Linked DNA regions of Homo sapiens: region 1 is linked to region 2. Evidence: read pairs that join two places in POLR2A ChIA-PET (ENCODE). Cell type or tissue: Caco-2. All regions are shown on one strand.

Region 1 (4,000 bases), 250 kb before region 2:
TGTAAGATGCCCTAACAATCTGTCCTGTTGGCGTCAGGGGCTAATGAGAGAATCATGGATGCACTGGGCTCTGTGAACCAGGTTCTCAGCACACATCAGGCTGTGGCGGCTGCTGTCTGCCAATGTCTCTCCTCAAGGAATGCGTCCCCAAACCACAGGCAACATGGCTGGGCACGACAGGAGCTCTGCACGGTCCTGAGAGCCAACCTGCTAGGCACTGACCCAGGCTGGGCTAAGAACTTCACATACATTAACCCATCTCTTCCTCAATAACCATGATGCCCATTTGACAGATGGGGAAACGGAGTCATGGGGTACTAAACTGACTTAACCAAGATCATACTGCTAGGAAGAGGTGGAACAAGGATTTGAACCCAGGCAGTCAGGCTCCAGGGTCCTGCTCCTAATCGCCCACTATACTGCCTCTCAGAAGCTGGGCCACCCCAACTTGATGCCCTAAACACGCCCTCCTCGCACTCTGCTCACAGGCTATCCCCACCCTTCAGCCCAGATGTGGCTCTGTTGGCTTGGTTCTGTGAGTTACAGCGATGTGTGGAGGGTAGCCTAAGGGACTGGGCACCTTCCCTGCCCCTCACGCTTTATTCTCCACCCTTCCCCCCTCTGCTCTGGCCCTGAGAGTTGACCTCCATGGGCTGTGTCAACAGGTTCCCTTGGCCTTTGGCTTCTGGTTGGGTCAGCCAGTGGAGGTCACCAGAAGGAAACTGGAGGGGGAGGGAAGTCCCTCTCTGCAGTATTGTTGCGGGATGACCATGTCCCTTGGCCAAAGGGCAGAGCTTCCACCAAGGTAGCCCTCTCCACACAAGGTGGCCCTCTATCCTTTTGGGCCCAGTAACCTCACCTTCCCCTCACCCCTTCAGATCTAGAGTGGGACAGCCCCTCCTGTTACGCCCTTCCAGGGTACCATGCCATCCCTGAGGCTGCCCCACACCCCATCCGCACCACTCTAAATGGTCTTATTATTTTCATTTTTAAAATTTATTTATTTATTTATTATTTTTGAGACGGAGTCTCACTCTGTCGCCCAGGCTGGAGTGCAGTGGCATGATCTCGGCTCATTGCAACCTCCGCCTCCTGAGTTCATGCAATTCTCCTGCCTCAGCCACCTCAATAGCTGGGATTACAGGTGTGCACCACATGCCCTGCTAATTTTTGTATTTTTAGTAGAGACGGGGTTTCACCATATTGGCCAGGCTGGTCTCAAACATCTGACCTCAGGTGATCCACCTGCCTCAGCCTCCAAAGGGCTGGGATTACAGGTGTGAGCCACTGCACCTGGCCCTATTTTTATTTTTTGAGATAGGGTCTCATTCTGTCACCCAGGCTGGAGTGCAGTGGTGCAATCGTGGCTCATTGCAGCCTCAACCTCCTGGGCTCAAGTGATCCTCCCATCTCAGCCTCCCAAGTAGCTGGGACTATAAATTAGCTGGCACTACCACAGCCAGCTAATTTATTTTATTTTATTTTATTTTTTTTGGTAGAGAAGGAGTTTTGCCATGTTGCCTAGGCTGGCCTTGAACTCCTGGTTAGGCTCAAGCAATCCTCCCACCTTGGCCTCCCAAAGTGCTGGGATTACAGGCATGAATCACTGTACCTGGACAGTCCTGTTTTATTTTTATTTATTTATTTATTTTGAGACAGAGTCTCCCTCTGTCGCCCAGGCTGGAGTGCAGTGGCACGATCTCGGCTCACTGCAAGCTCTGCCTCCCAGGTTCACGCCATTCTCCTGCCTCAGCCTCCCGAGTAGCTGGGACTACAGGTGCCCGCCACCACGCCCGGCTAATTTTTTGTATTTTAGTAGAGATGGGGTTTCACCGTGTTAGGCAGGATGGTCTCGATCTCCTGACCTCATGATCTGCCCGCCTCGGCCTCCCAAAGTGCTGAGATTAGAGGCATGAGCCACCACAACCAGCCCCAGTCCTGTTATTAAGCCCTCCCCAAATTAGCCTTCTTAAGCATGTCATCCCTTTTCTGCCGGGACCCCATGTTGACACAGGGCAGATGTGGACAACGACAGTTGCCACATTCTGTATTCACCTGGTGGGACCGCTAAGAACTCCACACAATGGGAGCCTTCAGGTGGAGCCCCCCACCTCCCAGCTCTGTACAGAGCTCCCTCTACAGTCTGAAGCTTCAGCTCTGGGATCAGCATCCATACTTGCACTCTACTGCCTTTCTGGGATCCTGCCGGGCCCCACCGCCATGCCTGCCTGGGAGGCATCTAGTGAGCCCAGAGCACCCTTCTGCCCCGCCCTGAGCCCCACTTACCCGAGAAATGCCCACGATCTGCTCGTCCGGCAGCAGGCTGACGCGCATGAAGCAGGACTCGAAGCTGGCCTCCTCCCGCTCCAGGAGGTCCTTGCCCTGCATCACCGCCACGTTCAGCGTGTGGGAGGCAGTGTCGTACTCCATGCTCACCTCCACCTGGCCCAGTGTGAAGTCCTGCCCAAAGGTGTTGCTCACGGAGGAGATGGAGTTCAGGGAGTCGGCCGACTGGGACTTCCGGAGGGTCCCATAGGGGGCCAGGTCCAACTCCCGGCCCATCAGCTCCAGAGGCCCCAGTTCACTGATGCTCTCAAAGGTGTCCTCAATGCTGAGACTGCCTTTGCGGCTGGGTGGTCCCCGCGTGCTGGCCCGCTGGGCATTCCAGGCAGGCACTCTCTAGGGGTGAGAAAGAGGGACGTGGGAGCATCATGGGGGCCATAGGCAAGGTCACTGGGAGACGGCAAAGAGATGAGTAAGGCCTGTTCATTCTCGAATCTCCAAGTTCCCCTTTCACAGAAGCCCTGCATCCCTTAGCTAGGAAGGTCGCTGTTTAATATTATTTCATGTCACTTATTTATTTACTCATTTTTTTGAGATGGAGTTTTGCTCTTGTTGCCCAGGCTGGAGTGCAATGGCGTGATCTCGGCTCACTGCAACCTCTGCATCCAGGGTTCAAGTGATTCTCCTGCCTCAGCCTCCTGAGTAGCTGGGATTACAGGGGTGCGCCACCATGTCTGGCTAATTTTGTATTTTTAGTAGAGATGGGGTTTCTCCATGTTGGTCAGGCTAGTCTCGAACTCCCAATCTCAGGTGATCTGCCCACCTACCTCGGCCTCCCAAAGTGCTGGGATTACAGGCGTGAGCCACCGTGCCCAGCCTAGGGGTATATGAAACATTTGTTTTTTTTGAGAGAGTCTCACTCTGTCACCAGGCTGGAGTGCAGTGGCTCGATCTCCATTCACTGCAACCTCCCCCTCCCAGGTTCAAGCAATTCTCCTGCCTCAGCCTCCTGAGGACCCGGGATTACAGGTGCACACCACCACGCCCGGCTAATTTTGTATTTTTAGTAGAGACAGGGTTTCTCCATGTTGGCCAGGCTGGTCTGGAACTCCCGACCTCAGGTGATCTGCCTGCCTCGGCCTCCCAAAGTGCTGGGATTACAGGTGCGAGCCACCACTCCTGGCCAACTATTTATTTATTTATTTATTTATTTATTTTTTGAGACAGAGTCTCGCTGCATCGCCCAGCCTGGAGTGCAGTGGCATGATCTTGCCTCACTGCAACCTCTGCCTCCTGGGTTCAAGCAATTCTCCTGCCTCAGCCTCCCAAGTAGCTGGGACTACAGGCGCCTGCCACCACACCCAGCTAATTTTTGTATTTTTAGTAGAGACAGGGTTTCAGTATGTTGGCCAGGCTGGTCTTGAACTCCTGACCTTGTGATCTGCCTGCCTCAGCCTCCCAAAGTGCTGAGATTACAGGCGTGAGCCACCACGCCCAGCCCTTCAACTTTTTCTTAATATGTATATTTGTAGGGACAGAATTCCATACATCAAGTTGTCGATTGCAGTGATGTTTAGAAAAAGGAAAAGCAGCTAGCAATCTAAGTGTCCCAGAAGAAGAATGGGTAAGAATACCAGAAGCCAGCTACTCAAGAGATGATGGAGCAGCCACAAGGGAAGTTTACAACACAGGAAGCTTTCATGTTGGGTGACACTCA
Region 2 (4,000 bases):
AAAAATTAGCCAGGCATGGTGGCGAGTGCCTGTAGTCCCAGCTACTCAGGAGGCTGAGGCAGGAGAATGGCATGAACCTGGGAGGCGGAGCTTGCAGTGAGCTGAGATCGCGCCACTACACTCCAGCCTGGGCCACAGAGCAAGACTCCCTCCCAAAAAAAAAAAAAAAAATTATTAGAAAGAGGAAGAGAGAGATGACAAAGCCTTTTACAGTTGGGTGTTGGGTGTTAGAGACCCAGTACCCCAGCCTGACATACCTACAGAAGCAGTGAATTTACTTATTTACTGTTATGAAAAAAATAGATGCTGCCAGCCGTGCACAGCAGAAACTACTATTGAATCATATGGTTTTAGCCTTCACCTTTAAATATGTCTAATTATATGACAGAATATAGAAGTATGTTTTCAAATATGAACTTATACAGTCATGAGCCCTTATATCACTTTCTAGAAGAAAGTCTGTCTCTCTCTCTTGCCCCCTCACCTTAGATACATACACACAGAAGTACAGATGTATAAATATATAGATATGTTTGTGCATATATATGTTTGTATGTATATATGTATAACTCCATTCACTTGATCACTTAGTATTATTACAAAAATAAATATTAAACTGGATAAAGCTGTCAAGAAGATCTTATAAAATCAGATTGCTTTTGAAGGGACATGTTACCCAGCCTAATGAACACCAAGATGTAAGACTAGCTGTGGGCATAAACACAAAACCCAATATCTCTCCTAAATGAAACTTTCCTCAGTCTTCCTTGCAATTGACTTTCCTCGCAGGCCCAAATTAATGGATCATTTATTATAGCTTTTCCATGGAGTCTCTATTAGCCTTTGCTGTGAACCTTGCTACTTAACCTTTCTCCTCAATTGAGGCATCCATGATGAAATCTTTTACAATCTCCCTTTTATCTCTTCTCATTCTCTTCATTCAAATATTGTCTACATAGCTGCACAGTACCAAAAACAATGAGATATAATGGAAGAAATGCATGAGGAAATCCTTGTTCCCTTGAGGCTAATGCCGTTTGACTATACTATTATTTTACTTCTCATCTCCATCACCAGCTGACTGCTGGTCACTAAGCTCACAGTTTTCCTCTGTATGCCAAATGCTGTCATCATCTTGACTGACATCCATATCCAAGCAGATAACTAGCCTAAGCAATAACTTAGTCTCACAGTTCCCTGACCTCTTCAACAATAATGACCTTGACCTCCACTCATTCCCAGCCACCTATTTCCATGGCCACGGCTTGGAACTGTTCCATTCTGAAAATCTTAAATTGAAATGTCCCACTCTATTGTGAAAAGATGTACACCAAGGTGTTAATAACGGCTGCCTTGAAAGGCCAAATTATGTGTATTCTAAATGTTTGTTTTGATCATACTTTGATTTTTCTGAGGGAAACACTACTTTTGCAATAAAGAAATAAGAGAAACTTTATCACTCTGATAACAACTTCCTATTCTTTCAAGTGTCAGAATCTCCTACACCCAGCAAATCTGTTTTTCAGTCTCATCAAGACCTCCAGACTTCAACCTCTTCCCATGGATTAGATGCCCTTCCTCCATGCTAACATAGCATTCAGGGCTCACTTCTATCATCCATCCTGGGAATCACACCGTATTGTAATTACGTGTTTACTTCTTGATCTTTCTATTTATATTCCAGGTTCCTTGGGATCAAGTAACATATCTTTTTTTTTTTTGAGGCAGAGTCTCACTCTATCACCCATGCTGGAGTGCAATGGCGCCATCTCGGCTCACTTCAAGCTCCGCCTCCCGGGTTCACACCATTCTCCTGCCTCAGCCTCCAGAGTAGCTGGGACTACAGGCTGCCACCACACCCGGCTAATTTTTTGTATTTTTTGTAGAGACGGGATTTCACCGTGTTAGCCAGGATGGTCTCAATCTCCGGACCTCATGATCCACCCGCCTCAGCCTCCCAAAGTGCTGGGATTACAGGTGTGAGCCACGGCGCCCAGCCAGGATCAAGTAACATATCTTAAGACACTGTACCTACAGATAGTATCTAGCTCACTGACACTGACTTGAACAAACACACGTCTGGATGAATAAGTAAATATTGAAATAGCCCTGATCTATATGAGTCAGACTTTGGTTCAAGTTCTAATTCTGCCATTTAACTGTTGTATGACACTGGGAGAGTCAGTCAAGTTCTCTGAATCTCAACTTTCTGGTCTGTAAAATGGGGTGATAATCCTCATCCTACCCACTTCATAGACTTGTCAGGATGCTTACATAATATATATAAATGTTATGTATACAACTTACTGCTTGTTCAGGCTGACTGAAACACAGAACCTCATTTCCTAGAATTGCCCTTCTTGGTTCACTGGAATCACCTTTTTATTGCTACTTGACATGAATAGTTTCAGAGCTGACTAACCATTAATTGCTCCAGATTGTTTACCCTCCATTCTCCTAAAGAAGATAAGGCACAGCCAGGGATATCTGTTGTCCTGATACCATACCCATTCCTTTCAGAATGAGCATATAATTATTCAAACATGGAGAAAGGCTGCCCAAGGGCTTCCTGGGAGAATGTTTAAAGCACTCTAATTCGTTATGTCTCCACCAACTCTAAGGAAGGAAAATAGGAGATGAGAGACCTGTTAAAGGGAATGGAGAATGAATTATCACCCTCATAAATCTGGACTACAAATAAGTCGATAAAGAGATCTCTAAACCAAACTAATAAAAATGTATCCAGGTAGGATCTGCACTGGGAGTCACTTTTAATTTTCTTTATTAGGAGATCCAAATTCAAATAAGGGCTTGTTTCAGTGGTTCTCAAATTCATCTGCATATTAGGAATCACCTGGGATCTAAAAAATGTTCCAAAGCCTATGCCATACCTATTACGGACTGAGTGTGTCCCTCAAAATCCATATGCTGAAGTTCTAAGCCCCAAAGTGACTGTGTTTGGAGGCAGGGCCCTCAGGAGGTTATTAAGATTAAATGAGGTCACAAGGGTAGGGCACTGACCCCAGGTCTTAATAGGACTGGTGTCCTTATAAAAAGATACACCAGAGCCAGGTGCCAGTAGTTCCCACCTGTAGTCCCAGCTACCAGCTACTCGGCAGGCTGAGGCAGGAAGATCACTTAAGCTCAGGAGTTCAAGTCTGTAGTGTGCTATGACTGCACCTGTGAATAGCCACTGCACTCCAGACTGTGCGACATAGCAAGACCACATCTCTACCAAAAAAATTTTCAATAAAAATAAAGAGACATTAGAGATCTCTTTCTTTTCATCCACATGCAGAAAAAAAGCCATGTAAGGACACAGTGACAAGGCAGTAGTCTACAAGCCAGGAAGAGAGGCCTCACCAAAGCCAGCCCTGACAGCACCTTGATCTTGGACGTCTAGCCTCCAGAACTGTGAGAAAATAAATCTCTATTGCTTAAGCCATCTAGTCTGTGGTATTTTGTTATGGCAGCCCAAGAAGACTAATAATTACAACACCCAGACCAATTAAATCACAATCACTCAGAGTGGGACACAGACGACAGTATTTTGGGAGCTCCTAGGTGATCTAATGTCTGCACAGGCAAGTTTGGGAACCATTGCCTTATTTCATTCCAGCTTGGAACTTTGATGGACCTAGGCTTTTCTTTCTTGTTATTAGATTGCAGAAAAATAAGAATAAAATCATTAGTAATTTATAAGACCACAACAAAACCTGCCTCAAAAATCATCTGGAAGGGTGTTACCCCTGTCATATCCTGAGAATAGCTGCCTTCCTCTGAAGTCCAAGTCAGCTTTGCAGAGATTCCGGGCAGTATGGACTGTATTTCTGTGTGAGAAGAAATGGCAACAAAGTCAAACAAGCAGTTTGGATAAGAACCAGGATTTCTGGATTTGTTTATTAAACTGGTGAGCCAAGAAGGCTTTTCCCTGATGAAAAGATTATCTACAAGATTTAAAATATGACTGGAAATGGCTATGCATCAGCAAATTGCTTGA

What was found. Peaks named below come from ENCODE experiments on the same cell type or tissue, not always from the same donor. Only the 100,000 strongest peaks of a DNase experiment are listed, where the experiment ranks them.
Region 1: POLR2A ChIA-PET joins it to region 2 with 5 read pairs; 2 of 35 experiments call an interaction of 5 or more read pairs at or near these places.

The regions. Positions count from the first base shown.
Region 1 is chr11:67,038,490-67,042,489 of GRCh38, reverse strand. It overlaps SYT12 (synaptotagmin 12), which reads right to left. Exons shown (of 8, transcript NM_177963.4): 4 at 2,287-2,679. Among named protein-coding and RNA genes, the nearest start is that of MIR6860, 5.2 kb to the left of the region's middle. In Caco-2, no CTCF peak of the experiment used is centred here; DNase peaks (open chromatin) are centred at 599 and 2,358.
Region 2 is chr11:66,787,990-66,791,989 of GRCh38, reverse strand. TOP6BL (TOP6B like initiator of meiotic double strand breaks) reads right to left here. Exons shown (of 15, transcript NM_001302084.2): 3 at 3,721-3,830. Among named protein-coding and RNA genes, the nearest start is that of TOP6BL, 45 kb to the right of the region's middle. In Caco-2, no CTCF peak of the experiment used is centred here; DNase peaks (open chromatin) are centred at 1,989, 2,459 and 3,066.